2 separate regions of the Homo sapiens genome follow, and region 1 is linked to region 2. A link is an interaction called in ENCODE POLR2A ChIA-PET data of the cell type or tissue named here. Cell type or tissue: Caco-2. All regions are shown on one strand. Each heading gives the region's core, and the rest is flanking DNA. Links, peaks and the distances in the headings are about the cores only. Region 1 has its middle 26 kb from the start of MIR4448. Region 2 overlaps HTR3D (5-hydroxytryptamine receptor 3D).

Region 1 (7,840 bases), core at 1,386-6,385, 130 kb before region 2:
GTCATCCCACCCCCACCCCTCACGCAGGTCCTCCTGGGCAGTCCCCTCTCTGTTAACAGCTCTGAGCCATCCCCAACTCCCTGAGTGTAGTGACCATCTAGCCGCCTCCCCCTCCCCAGCAGGAGGGGCAGCCCTGCCTCGTTCTCCAAACAGGTCCTGGAAGAGCGGGGTGAGGGACCTGCCGGAGAACTGCTCCGAGTTGGAGACCAGTGCTTCCTTCACCACCTGGAAGCCACTCAGCACCGCAACGGGGATCGGGCCCACCCACACGGTGAACACACTCTGCGCCAGCTGTGGAGAGATGGGGGACACTTACTGCAGGAGCACCTTCTCAGAGTGCCTCCAGCCCCGTTCCCCAGGCAAGCCAAGCCCTGGGTCACAGGTCCCCTGTGCACTTGGAATAGTCAGGGCCCATTAATCCTGGGAGGTGGAATGTTCTACCCATTTTACAGATGATATTAAATAACCAGTTTCTCAAGGGCTTGGTGTCCTACGTGGGCTTTACATATTTTGCTTGAGTCCACCCTCAGTATAAGTGTGCAGGTAGGCAATTTATCTCCATTTTATGAGTTTAAAAAAAACAGAGGCCAGGCCGGGTGCAGTGGCTCACGCCTGTAATCCCAGCACTTGGGAGGCCGAGGCGGGTGGATCACCTGAGGTCAGGAGTTTGAGACCAGCCTAGCCAACATGGTGAAACCCCGTCTCACTAAAAGTACAAAAATTAACAGGGCTTGGTGGTACACGTCTGTAATCCCAGCTACTTGGGAGGCTGAGGCAGGAGAATCGCTTGAACCCGGGAGGTGGAGTTTGCAGTGAGCTGAGATTGTGCCATTGTACTTCGGCCTGGGCAACAGAGCAAGACTCCGTTTCAAAACAAAACAATAAACAAAACCCCCAAAAAAACAGGCCAAAAAAGACAGTAAAAGATGAAGACCTAGAACCCAGGTCTCCTGACTCCCAGTACAGTGCTCTTTCCACTGCGTGGGAAGCCTGAGGATCATAATTGTCTGATAGCGCCAACCAGATATTTTTTAAAAATGTGTTGAGTGTGAATAAGAAGAGGGCTGAACATGGCCTTAGGAAAGACAGTGTCCTGCCCACAATCATTCTCAGCAGCACCCCAGTCCCACCCACTCAATCCAACAGCGCCCTTCAGCTGAGGCTCCAGCTACCCTGGTGGTGGCTTTGTGCACAGATTCCTTGAGTAACGTCACTTGAATGTGCCCTTGTGGGGGTCCCATTCCCCCCAACTCCCATCTCAAGTGGCTTTTCAGAAAACTTCTTCCAGCCACACACAGTGCTCTCCTGGAGTTGAGCTCTGTTCAGTGGTTTTCGCCACCCTGTTCCATTGGCAGTGGACTTCTCCTGCACTCAGAATTTCTTAGATTAGACTTCTTAGATTCTGCACGAAGTCCACAATTTCTGCAATCCCCCTCCCACCCTGCATTTGACAGGCGAGGAAACTGAGGCTCAAAGCCTCCCAGCTAATGAATGGTAAGACCAGGATTCACCCCACACGTGTCTGACCTCTGTTCCTTCTTTCTGTCTCCAGTGCCGCTGGTCTGAGAGAGAAGAGGGGTTCATCTGTCCACCCCTTTAGGGCCTCCAGCTTGAGCACAGGCTTCCTACCTGGAGCAGTGTCTCTGGGTGCAGCTGAAAGCATAGCTGCCACAGGTTTCCAAGGATGGGGAAGGGGAGTGGGCCAGGAGGAAGACAGCTCCTGTCCCAGCAGAAGGTGCCAAGTTTCAGGAGCAGGAAGGAGATGGCCAGTAAAGCCAGCCCACTGAGCAGGGAGAGCATCTCCCTGGTCCTGTGTCTCCTCTCCTCACTTTTGCTTCTCGGTCCCAAGGCTCTGACACACTGTGGCCACCACTCTCTCCCCGCTCTTCCAGGCGCCTGGCCTTGCTTTTATGCTGGTGCTCCCAGGCAGTGCTGTGGAGGGAGGCAAACCCAGGAGCCCTTCCCCAGTGGAGTAAATCCATTTGGTCACATCAGTCACACCCGGGCCATGCCACTCACCAGGGTGGCAAGGCTGTGGCCCGGGACAGGTTGAGACACCTTCACTCCTATATCAGCATCATCCTCACCTCTGGCCCTCGGAGCTCATCCCTGGTGAGGCTCCTCACAGCCTCTTCATGGCAGGGTCAGCTGACTGCATGGCTCAGCTCAGGGAGGGACAAGGGGCAGGCAGCCGCTAGCAGTGGCAGTGTCTCCCATCAGGACATGCTCTTCCATCTCAACACGCCTGAGGCTGGGCTCCTACTCCTGCTCTCCTCCGCCCAGATGTGCAGCAGCCTTCCTGAGGTCTCTTCAGCTTGTGCTGAATCCCCATGTTTCTCTGTAGCCTTCTCTCTGTCTCTCTCTCCCCTTGCCCCTCTGCCTTCTCTCTCTCTCTCTCTCTCTCTCCTCTCTCTCTCTCTCGGTTCTTTCTCCTGCCTCAGCCTCCCGAGTACCAAGTGCTGGGATTACTGGCGCCCACCACCACGCCCAGCTAATTTTTGTAGTTTTAATAGACATGGAGTTTCACCATGTTGGCCAGGCTGGTTTTGAACTCCTGATCCGCCCACCTCAGCCTCCCAAAGTGCTGGGATTACAGGTGTGAGCCACCATGCCTGGCCTCTTTCTTTCTCCTTTGTTTTCTTTCTTTCTCTCCTTCTCTCTTTCTGTCTCTCTCTCTCCCATTCGTTTGTTCGTTCTTTTTCTTTCTTTCGTTCTTTCTTTCCTTCTTTCTTTCTTCCTTTTTCTTTCTCTCTTTTCTTTTTCTTTCTCCCTCTCTTTCTCTCTCTCTCTCTCATTCTTTCTTTCTTTCTTTCAACAGTGTCTCACTGTGTCACCCAGGCTGCAGTGCAGTGGCATGATCATAGCTCACTGTAACCTCAAATTCCTGGGCTCAACCAATCCTCCTGCCACAGCCTCCTGAGTCTCTGGGACTACAGCGGCACCACCATATTCAACTATGTAGCCTTCTCTTAGGTTTCAACTATCTTGGAACCAGACTGCTGGAGTTTAAATCCCAGATCTATCTCTTACTGGTTTTGTGACCTTGGGCAATTATTTAGCTTCCTCTTGCCTCAGCTTCTTATTTGTACAATGGAGATAAGATCATTTTAGCAAATTGCATCATAGAGCTACTGTACCAATGCCCAGCAAGAGAATGATGTCACAGTCCAGTGGGGTACATTGAGGATAGTTTAATTAAGAGACTGTTTGCAGGCCTGGCGCAGTGGCTCACACCTGTAATCTCAGCACTTTGGGAGGTAGAGGTGGGTAGATCACGAGGTCAGGTGATCGAGACCAGCCTGACCAACATGGTGAAACTCCGTCTCTACTAAAAATACAAAAAATTAGCCAGGTGTGGTGGTGTGTGCCTGTAATCCCATCTACTCAGGAGGCTGAGGCAGGAGAATCGCTTGATCCTGGGAGGCAGAGGTTGCAGTGAGCTGAGATCGCAGCACTGCACTCCCGCCTGGGTGATAGAGCGAGACTCCATCTCAAAAAAAAAAAAAAAAAAAAGAGTGTTTGCAAAGATGTGTTAGGGAATCCATAGGCATAATGCCAGTCATGACAGAGACCCATTTCCACTTGAGGCTTAGAGAGTCAAGGGACAGTGTTCAGTGGGTACAGAGTTTCAGTCTGGAAAGATGAAAAAGTGTTCTGGAAATGGATGGTCACGATGATAGCACAATGATGTGAATGTACTTAATCCCACTGAACTGTTCATTTAAAAATGGTTAAAATGCTAAAATTTATGTTGCATCTATTTTACTAAATTTTTTAAAAGTCAAGGGACAGAGATATCAGAGGCCTGGAGCCCCTACCTGTTTGGAGAGGTTGTTAACAAGCGTCTGCAGTTCCCTCTGCTCAGAGCACCTCACCCCTGCATCTCCATCTCTAGAATTTCTACCTACCTTATCTCAGGTTGATGTGATGATAACAGTGCTTACCCCACAGGGCTGCTGGGGGATAAGCTGAGCTGGTGTGAAAGTGCTATGGATTGTGCTATGGAAGTGCTATTTGTACTATGCTTGTGCAGATAGTAATACTGCTGCAATTTCCACAAACCCCTGCCTTCTGTTTCCAACAAATCACGTTCCTCCCTCCTCAAAATACTGCTGAAGAGACTGCAGGCCTCTGAAAGCTTCACTAGCTACTCCGCCAATCTCTACTACCTCCAAACACACCAACCGTCTCCCACAGTGGCCCTTGCTTTGTTCTGGGCTGAGACTTGCCCTGTTATCACTGTGTTCGCCCCGCCTTGATTACACAGCATGAGCAGTTCAAGGGCAGGCGCCAGTTCTCAACTTTCTTTGGGTTTACAGGCGTGAGCCACCGCACCCGGCCTGTAGCTGTTTCTTAAAGTTTATCATCCCAAAAGGAGATTTGCCTGCTCAACATTTCCAAGTGTGTTGAACTTTGACAAACTTCCTACCCTCCCTCTGTGCCCAAGGGTGACAGCATGCTGGCAGCTAAGGCTGGGACACGGTACTGGGAACAGAGACTACCCAGCACAACGGGCCAGGGTGCGATCAGATTCCAGGGTGGCAGGTCACAGGAACACAGATTTGGAGCGGAGGCCCTGGGTGACCGGCCCCTCCTGCGCCCAGCCAAGGCCCTCCGTGTCTGATTGTGAGCTGCGGCCTCCTCAGTGAGCAGGTGGAGGTGGGCCACACGGTCCCCCTTACAGGAGTTCCCATGCAGAGTGGCTGACCCTGTGGCAGCCCCTGTCCAAGTTGCACCTTCCCCCTCAGTGATATCCTTATGATTCCAGCCATGCCTGCCCCCCAGACCACAGGCCTCTCTGTTTCCTTGTTTGACTTCTAGGCCAAGAATGGACAACACTCAGCCTCTGCTCCTCTAAGAACAACTCAGGCAGGTCGCAGTGGCTCACACCTGTAATCCCAACACTTTGGGAGGCTGAGGTGGGTGGATCACCCGAGATCAGGAGTTCGAGACCAGCCTGGCCAACATGGTGAAACCCCATCTCTACTGAAAACACAAAAATTAGCTAGGTGTGATGGGTGCCTGTAATCCCAGCTACTCGGGAGGCTGAGGCAGGAGAATCGCTTGAACCTGGTAGGCGGAGGTTGCAGTGAGCCGAGATCACACCACTGCACTCCAGCCTGGGTGACAGAGCGAGACTTCGTCTCAAAACAAAACAAAAACAATTCAACTAAGATGACAGATGACGCGGCTGCGCCCCTTCCCTATATGAGGTATTTCCACACCAAATTTCTAAATCTATCCCCTCTACAGCACGGTGAAGGCTATTATGTGAAGGCTTCATCCCCTCACAGATGAAGGCAAGGCTCAGCAGGTGTAGTGATTTGCTCAAGGAAGTGGGAGGGCGGCCACAATTCTACCCAGGCCTTCAGTCTCCAAATTCAGTGTTCTCTTTCCACAGCTGCCTCCCAGCTGTGACAGGCTGGCATTCTCACAAGGAAGGTTCCTATAGGCTAAGAGAACACACACACGAGGAAGCAGAGCTAGTCACACTTCCAAAGGTTCCGGCCTGGCCTCAGAGGCCTCCGTGTGGCTCAGGCTGCCCCCGGGCCTGGCGTGTGCTTCCCGCCTGAGGCTGCCCCAGGGCCTCAGAGCTGGTGTATTCTTTCTTCTCCTCCCTTGTCTGTCTGCAGACCCCATCCAGGGGAGAGCCCCTTCCATGGCCCTTGGAGAAACAGTGGTTAAGGAATGCTGGATCAACAGCTTTAGCCATGGGCCTGTGCCCAGGCAGGGGCCGTTTCCCATAGCAGACTGACCCTCACTGTAGATCCCGCAACACCCCCTCCTGTGGATAGATCTCAGAACAAAAGAACACCCCTTTCCCCTTCTAGAGCGACCCAAACCCAGTACCCACTCCACACTCAGTGCCTGGAAGTTGCTCCGCCCCACACCCCCACTCCAGCAAGGTAGGCCCACCCCCTACTTCTCCCTGACTAGGAAAGGGAGGAGATAAAAATAAGGAGCTACAGAGACCACTAGAGGTGGAAGGAATGAGAACTAGGCAGAAGAGACCCCCCTCCAGTTACCTCCATGCACCTGAACACAGAAGGAGAATTCCATTCCTTGCGGTTGTGTTTAACTTGTCCAATGTGTCCCAGTGCCCATGGGAGTGAATGGGAACAAATACAGGGGGCTTGCCTGCCTCTAGACATTATGTGAAGGCCCCAAAGGACAGGAGCTATTTCTGGGGAGGGCTGGGAGACCCAGGATCCTCTAACTGAAGGAGGGGCAGACTCAGGGACCACATCCAGGCAAGCCAGGGCACGGGCCAGCGCTAGAGGACATAGCCCTGCTTTGCATATTTTATTATCAATAGTTCCTTCTTTCACTCTTGGTGTGACTCTATGACCAGTGGTTCTGCACATCCCCAGGTTTCGTAGATGAAGAAAGGATGACGTGCTGCCTGACAGCTTGCAATGAACTCAGCATCTAGAATTTTGCAGAGTGTTCCAGTGGAGTTCCCACGGGGAGCTGCTTTCCTTCAAGCCCAGCTTTGAGTAAGGGGAGCGGGGCAGTGGGACTCGCCACTGCCATGCTGTGCTCCAGCCAGGATGATCTCAGGGCACAGGGAGAGGCTTCGTGTCCGAAGAGTGTGGCAAAGGGCAGCCAACATCCTCCCCCTCCCTGCCCCCAACACACACACCCACAATCGCACCCCATCAAGGGCAGTAGAATTAGCCATCCAACCAGAATGATGTCTTTATTGTTCCCAGGATATTCATCTTATCCGAGAATGATTCATGGCAGCTATTATTTAAAATATTAAAAATATTCAAGGCTGGGCACAGTGACTCATGCCTGTAATCCCAGCACTTTGGGAGGCCGAGGCAGGTGGATCACCTGAGGTCAGGAGTTCGAGACCAGCCTGGCCGACATGGCAAAATCCCATCTCTACTGAAAATAAAGAAATTAGCCAGGCGTGGTGGCACGGGCCTGTAATCCCAGCTACATGGGAGGCTGAGGCAGAATTGCTTGAACTCGGGAGGTGGAGGTTGCAGTGAGCTAAAATCGTGCCACTGCACTCCAGCCTGGGAGACAGAGCGAGACTCCATTTCAATAAATGAATAAATAAATAATATTCAAGACGGTCAAAAGGAAAGATCAAAATATTATGAAGGATGAGGGAAACAAGCTGAGATAAACATACAGGGCCCTGAGCTTCCTGTCGGCTAAAATAAGAAGGAGGAAACAATGTGTTCCAGAATCCTCACTGAGAAGCAGAGAATTTTCCCGAGATCAGATTCTGAAAGGGATTTCTTGTGTGGACACAACTGCCAACAGAGATTTTTTTTTTTTTTTTTTTTTTTTTTTTTGAGACAGAGTTTCACTCTTGTTGCCCAGGCTGGAGTGCAGTGGCACAATCAACTCACTGCAACCTCTATTTTCCGGTTTCAAGTGGTTCTCCTGCCTCAGCCTCCCAAGTAGCTGGGATTACAGGTGCCTGCCCCCACGCCTGGCTAATTTTTGTATTTTGTATTTTCAGTAGAGACAGGGTTTCACCATGTTGGCCAGGCTGGTCTCGAACTCCTGACCTCATGATCTGCCCACCTTGGCTTCCCAAAGTGCTGGGTTACAGGTGTGAGCCACCACGCCTGGCCTGCCAACAGAGATTTTATGGAAGATGAAGTAGCAGGTTTCTTCATGTGCCCATTTCCGAGAGTGACTCCAGGACTCGCCAAGGGTATTGAAACTGAAGGAGTGGTAGTCTTTCTCCAAGTACAACACGGCTCGGCTGGGGATTGAAGGGTAGAACCTGATCATACGTAGGCATGGCGGGATGGCATGTATGTTCCCAAGGTGTCACTTCTCTTAGCCAAACATTGTTTTGCTTATTATCTAA
Region 2 (7,285 bases), core at 1-5,000:
CAGCCTCCCAGCCTACTTCTCACTTGCCCCTCCTTCTCCTCCCCACCAGGTGGCCATCAGGCGCAGGTGCAGGCCCAGCCCCTACGTGGTAAACTTTCTGGTGCCCAGTGGCATTCTGATTGCCATCGATGCCCTCAGTTTCTACCTGCCACTGGAAAGTGGGAATTGTGCCCCATTCAAGATGACTGTTCTGCTGGGCTACAGCGTCTTCCTGCTCATGATGAATGACTTGCTCCCAGCCACTAGCACTTCATCACATGCTTCACTAGTACGTCCTCATCCATCAAGAGACCAAAAGCGAGGTGTGTGTTGGATGGGGAGAGGGATGGGCAGAACCAGGCGAAGTGAAAAGGGATCCTGGAAAAAGATCCTCTGGGAAAGAAACAAGAAATTCTAGGTGGCGCCTCTGGCCCTCATGCAGACCCCCTTGCCTGCAGGTGTCTACTTCGCCCTGTGCCTGTCCCTGATGGTGGGCAGCCTGCTGGAGACCATCTTCATCACCCACCTGCTGCACGTGGCCACCACCCAGCCCCTACCTCTGCCTCGGTGGCTCCACTCCCTGCTGCTGCACTGCACCGGCCAAGGGAGATGCTGTCCCACTGCGCCCCAGAAGGGAAATAAGGGCCCGGGTCTCACCCCCACCCACCTGCCCGGTGAGGGAAGTCATACTTCCTCTTCCCCCACCTCCACTTCTCTGCTCCTGCCTCCTTCCCTGTCTCCCTCCCTCCACAGGTGACATTTGCAGCCCATGGCTGAGTCTCTGTCTTTCTGTAGGTGTGAAGGAGCCAGAGGTATCAGCAGGGCAGATGCCAGGCCCTGGGGAGGCAGAGCTGACAGGGGGCTCAGAATGGACAAGGGCCCAGCGGGAACACGAGGCCCAGAAGCAGCACTCGGTGGAGCTGTGGGTGCAGTTCAGCCACGCGATGGACGCCCTGCTCTTCCGCCTCTACCTGCTCTTCATGGCCTCCTCCATCATCACCGTCATATGCCTCTGGAACACCTAGGCAGGTGCTCACCTGCAAACTTCAGTCTGGACTTCTTTTTGCCAGAGAACTCCAGAAACCAGTCAGGCTCTCAGTCAGCCTTGTGGCCCTGTCAACCGCCTCATTTTTAACCCAGTCCTCTGTGTAGTTTCAGACCAGACCTGAATAGTCTCCTATGCCCTCCAAAAGTCGGGTCCTTGCTCCTGCATGCCATCAGCCCCACTCAGCCCTCCCATACCTCCCTGGCTCCTCAGGATTCAGGTTCCTAGGGTACGTCCTTGATTAAATCACCCCAATATGCCCCTTTGCAGAAAGTATTGGCTTTTCCCTGAATTCTGTTATGGTAAAAAAAATCTTGGGATTGAGAGTCTTCTTGCAGAAACTTCTCAGCCAAAGTAAAAAGGATTTTCTCTTACGTGTGTGTTTTTTTAAGTCTATCAGACAACATGTGAAATGTAGGGGAAGAGAAAGAAGGGGCCAAAATCTATTAGAAGGAATTATAGAAAAACAGAGATTAACTTCCTAAATCCAGCTACTCTGGACTTAAGCTTCAGAAATTAATGTGCCAAAACTAGGCCTCTCCTGCTTAAAGAGCGCAGCCTTTTGTTACACCCTGACGTATGACTCATTCATCATTAAGTACTTAGAGTGTTAACATAATCCTGCATTACCGTTAAAGTATCTGTGTTGCAATTTGAGTTGATGTACCCTTAATCATGCTAAGAAAAGAACATAAGGCCAAGGGAAGCACATTTGAAAATGACATCTACTTTACTTGAGAGGAACACAAATGCCCCCGTATGAACTGGAAAGTGCCTTTTCCTAACACTTGTCTTATTATTTCGAAGGTCTTTGCCTAGGGAGCACTAGCTGCCTTGCACAAGTTGAGGCTCTACTGTGCCCTTGGACATGAGAGCTAAGGCATTTGTTGGTTCAGAAAGCACCTATTTGAGGGCAACTTAACTACACTCAAACATCATATTTTCTTTTTCGCAACGATTTATTTCCATTTCTTTCATTTATTCTACTACTTTCTATCTGTAGCTCATATTTCCCAAATCATGACCATCTAGGAGTAAAAATAGACTCACAAAATGGTTCACTAAATAATATTTCTCTGGCTTCTCCTCTCCACTGCTCTTTCCCAAACTCCTTCGGCTCCCTCTGGTCACTGTAGATGCCCAAAGGGTGGCAAGGTTGCTAATGTCCACTAGAGGTAGTGCTAGTGCCTGCCAAAGGTTCTACCCCACATTAGCTGCAAGAGTATCTGCTCTCTCAGAGCCATAGCCATGGTCGGGACTGGATCCTGGAGCTACAGAGGCTCCCAGCTGGATGCTGCAACCCCAGGACCAGCTGTCACTCGCTTTTTTCTTTCAGTTCCACTGGGACTCCAGAGGGGCCCATGGGCATCTGGGGTGTTAAATCAGAAATACCCTGCAATACTCTGAATCCCTCCTGTCACTCAGGCCCATGGTCTTCAAACCAAATTGTGTCCCTTCATTCTCTTTTTAGGATGCATTTTGTTTTTGTTTTTGTTTTTCCAAGAAGATCTTTTGCTCCTCAGTTTCCAGAACGCTGCCGGCATTCTTTTCACCATTACCGTCCTCCAGGCATGTCCACAACCTGGGGAATACAGCCCTCACATTCACCTAAGTAAATTGCTGTGTCTGTCATTATTTTGGCAGTTCCTCAACTCACAGATTTCTAAAAGGTGGGCCTTCAGGAAAGACACAGTACTAGTAATAATAACCACCAGTTACTGAGTTATTAATACGCGGCAGGCACTCTAAGTGCGCCGTGTGAATGCTCATAGTAACGCTATGAAGTAGGAACCATAGATTCAAAAACCTTTGGAGCCAAATGTGTTTTGGAGTTCGGAATTTTTCAGATTTTAAAAAGGTCATAAGTGTGCATTTATTTACTATATGTTACTGACGCCCCAACTGGGGTATGGAGCAGCACCCTGTAACCAGCAGATTAATATTTCTGCAATGAAATCTAAGAATATTCACACTAGGTGGAAAAAATAAAACTATGAATAGCTTTGCATCAATTCTGGTCTGTTTTGCCACCAAATATTTGGTGTATTTTTTTTTTTTTTTTGAGACGGAGTTTCGCTCTTGTTTCCCAGGCTGGAGTGCAATGGCACAATCTCAGCACGATCTCCGCCTCCCGGGTTCAAGCGAGTCTCCTGCTTCAGCCTCCCGTGTAGCCGGGATTACAGGCACCCGCCACCATGCCCGGCTAAGTTTTTGTATTTTTAGTAGAGACAGAGTTTCACTATGTTGGCCAGGCTGGTCGCGAACTCCCGACCTCAGGTGATCCACCCGCCTCGGCCTCTCAAAGTGCTGGGATTACAGGCATGAGGAACCACGCCCGGCCGCCACCAAATATTTGTAAAAAATCATTTAGTTTTCCAAGCTCTTTAGATTTTAGAACTGTGGTTTTGTATTATTGTCTCCATTTTTTACCTGTAGAACATGAAGACAGAGAGGCCAGTTAGTGGCCTCACAAGGTTCCACAGCTAGTTAAGCGACAGAGCTGCAGTCTGACCCGAGGCTGGCTGACTCCTAGAGGCTGGACTCCTAACCTGTCTGCTACATTGCTTTCCAAATTGAGGAGGAAACCCAGAGAGGTGCTCAGAGTCCCATATGGAGACATCGGTATCACTTCAAGTCTCTATCAGCTGACACTTTAGGAGAATTAAAACAGCAAGAGCAAGGCCCTGATCAGGGTCCCAAAGACAAACTTTCTTTTACATTTCCTTTTACTCCCTCCGCCATTTTCCCAAGTCCCACCTCTATCCCTTACCCACTCTCTCCTTACCCCGTCATAAGGCCCAGCACCTAAGTTCACTATTTATACTTTCTCCATTCCTTTCTGGAAAGTGTATTTCCCAAATCGACTCTGACCGATTCATCTTTTCTCTGTGCTCCCTCTGGATTTAGTTTTTTGGCTGCTAATGTACATTGTACTGCCAGACCCTTGCGGACCTTCCACTCCTATAACCCCATACTGAGATGGTCATTCTCACTTGAAAACTCACCCTCAACTTTTTCAGAGTAGCTTGTTTACCCAGCTTTTGAGGGGCTCTGAAATTATTTAAGATCAATTTGCATTATTTTGTCTTCCCCCCATCTTCAGGTACATATTTCTTTCTTTTTCTTTCTCTTTCTTTTTTTTTTTTTTTTTTTTTTGAGACAGAGTTTCACTCTGTCACGCAGGCTGGAGTACAGTGGTGGAGTACAGTGGTGCAATCTTGGCTCACTGCAACCTCTGCCTCCCAGGTTCAAGCAATTCTCCTGCCTCAGCCTCCTGAGCTGGGACTACAGGCATGCGCCACCATGCCTGGCTAATTTTTTTGTACTTTTAGTAGAGACGGGGTTTTACCATGTTGGCCAGGCTGGTCTCGAACACCTGACCTCAGGTGATCTGCCCAACTCGGCCTCCCAAAGTGCTGGGATTACAGGTGGGAGCCACCATGTCTGGCCAGGTACATATTTCTCTGCTTCGTTTCTTCACATTTTCCCCAAAATGTAGCTTTAAGTTTTATTTTAACAGAAGTGTGCAGTTTATCTTTTTTGACACATGGATTAATATTCTATATATCTCCTTTTAGTAAGAGAAGGCATGATATAATTATAGTGATTTTATTTTCTCCACAAGCAAAATCTGAACATGTGATCCTAACATCAATGGTAATCATACAGAACCTTTGAATCTGGAGCTCTCCCACAAAATTAACAGGTGTGCCTGCTGCTTTGCTGTTCCATCTATAATAGAATCATATGATAAGTACAGTTTGTGCTAATGACTTTCCTCTTGTTATCTGGCAAACCTCTGAAAGGCTTTGCAAGGTAATTTATGACCTCTTTAGAAACCTTGCTGACAGGCACTGGTCCCTCCTGTGCCACCTTGCATTTGACAGCCTGTTTCTGCCTGGCAGCTCCTCACTTTGTCCATTCATCTGCAGTGCTATCCTGTGGTTCTCACATGTTCACTTTCTCATTATCTAAACCATTATAAACAGTATTTCAGCCAGGTATGGTGGCTCACGCCTGTAATCCCAGCACTTTGGGAGGCCAAGGCAGGCAGATCCTTTGAGCTCAGGAGTTCGAGACCAGCCTGGGCAACAGTCTAAACCTCATCTCTACAAAAAATACGAAAAATTAGTCATGGCATGGTGACATGCACCTGTGGTCCCAGCTACTTAGGAGGCCAAGGTGGGAGGATCTCTTGAGCCTGGCAGGTCAAGGCTGCAGTGAACCGAGATCACGCCACTGCTCTGAAGCCTGGGTGACAGAGTGAGACCCTGTCTCAAAAAAAAAAAAAAGCATTTTTCCATGTTTAATCTACTTTCTTTTGGTTCCATATTAACTTCACACTAGAATATTTGTCTTGTTATCGTGTTTCAGGGCAGGACCTGAAGGACCTGAAGGAAGGCCCTGCCCCTTCCTTCAGGTCTACTCTAGGATGTGAAGCCACAGGCATTGTTTCAAACCTGTCCTTTTTCTCCTCTTCTATTTCTGATTCTCCCTTTGATAACCTCTCTTATTTGACAGTTCATTGGCACTGGTTCTTTTATACAGCAGGAAAAAAACGAAGGTACAGTAGAGAGAAATCTGGCATCTGGCTGTCCTGGGTTTTTAATCTGATGCCATTACTTGCTAGTTGGATCATATTGGCCAAGTGGCTTAACCTTATATATTAAAAATTTTTTTCATTTGTGAAGTAGAGCTAATAACACAGATTAAATTATGTTTCGAATATTGCTATTGACAATTATTAATAAGTTGATAGAAGCTGCAAAACTGAATGTGAAACACCAGAGAGCGTCCATTTTTCACACAGGCTGAAATCTGAAGTGCAAAACAGTCTTCTAGGTGGGAGGCAAGAGACATAAAGAATTACAGATTTCCAGGTCAACCCCCTCCTTTTTCAGATGGGAAAAATGAAGTGGAGAGAAGTGAAGTGACAAGTATGAAGTTATCATCATTCAACAGTGCCTGGGAAAAGAGCCTGGGCCTGTGAAAGTGGCAGCCACAGGTGAAGGCTTGTCCATCAGCCTTTTATCCTAGGTGCGGCTCAGGAGGCCCAGGACGCTCCCACTCTCCTGCTCCCAGGCACTATAGCAGCCTGACCTCAGCTGGTGACCCAGCTGGTGATTTGGGTGCTTTAGATACCTCCTGCTCTCCCAGCTCCCTAGCCCTGGCCAATGCCCTCTGCATGTGATTGCCATCTATCCGGGATGCAGAATGGCAGCCCTCACAGCCTCCTTCCACCATCAAATTCTGCCCTTGCCAGCTAACATCTATATTCCAAATCTGATCTCCCAGAGTCCCAGATGAACGGACCACCAGGGGCCATGCAGTGTGATCCTCTTGGGATAAGCTGAGGAGCTAGATATTGGTACCTGTGATTTGCAAAACTATAGCTGCTGCCCCTGCTATTTACCTTGGGATCCAAGCACTGTTCAGGCCCAGGGATTTCACTGATGAAAACCTAGGAACATAATGAACCAGTCAACAAGATTCCCTAGCTGTGAAATAATAAAAAGAGCAAAGAAAGAGCAATAGAATCAGATTAATCTGGCTTTGAATCTGGATTCTACCAATTTCCACCTGAGTGGACACTGAGCAAGTTTTTTTTTTGTTGTTTTTCTTGTTTGTTTTTTGTTTTGTTTTGTTTTGTTTTGCTTTTAGATAGGGTCTCACTCTGTCGCCCAGGCTGGAGTGCAGTGGTGCGATTTCAGCTCACTGCAACCTCCACCTCCTGGGTTCAAGTGATTCTCCTGCCTCAGCCTCCCGAGTAGCTGGAATTACAGGCACCCACCATCATGCCTGGCTAATTTTTGTATTTTTAGTAGAGACGCGGTTTCACCATGTTGGCCAAGTTGGTCTCGAACTCCTGACCTCAGGTGATCCACCTGCCTCGGCCTCCCAAAGTGCAGGGATTACAGGCGTGAGCCACCATGCCCGGCCTGAGTAAGATTTTGGACCTCTCTGCCCCTCAGTTTCCTTTCCTTTCCTTTCTTTCTTTATTTGCTTCCTTTCTTCTTTCCTTCCTTCTTTTTGTTTCTTTTTTGACAGGGTCTCACTCAATCAACCAGGCTGGAGGGCAGTGTGATCTCAGCTCACTGCAACCTCCACCTCAGCCTCCTAAGTAGTTGGGACTAAAGGCATGCGCCACCACACCTGGCTAATTTTTGTATTCTTTGTAGAGATGGAGTTTCACCATGTCACCCAGGCTAGCCTCAAACCTCTGAGCTCAAGCAATCTGCCTGCCTCAACCTCCCAAAGTGC

Evidence for each region. ChIA-PET counts read pairs that join two places held together with the same protein. Peaks named below come from ENCODE experiments on the same cell type or tissue, not always from the same donor. Only the 100,000 strongest peaks of a DNase experiment are listed, where the experiment ranks them.
Region 1: POLR2A ChIA-PET joins it to region 2 with 15 read pairs; 4 of 35 experiments call an interaction of 5 or more read pairs at or near these places.

Annotation. Positions count from the first base shown.
Region 1 is chr3:183,909,137-183,916,976 of GRCh38, forward strand. No RefSeq gene overlaps it. Among named protein-coding and RNA genes, the nearest start is that of MIR4448, 26 kb to the left of the region's middle. RefSeq lists an enhancer at 1-192. In Caco-2, for the core only: no CTCF peak of the experiment used is centred there; a DNase peak (open chromatin) is centred at 4,265.
Region 2 is chr3:184,037,972-184,045,256 of GRCh38, forward strand. HTR3D (5-hydroxytryptamine receptor 3D) reads left to right here. Exons shown (of 8, transcript NM_001145143.1): 6 at 50-302; 7 at 438-653; 8 at 775-1,398. The coding sequence ends at 1,004. Among named protein-coding and RNA genes, the nearest start is that of HTR3D, 9.9 kb to the left of the region's middle. RefSeq lists an enhancer at 656-1,156. In Caco-2, for the core only: no CTCF peak of the experiment used is centred there; a DNase peak (open chromatin) is centred at 2,220.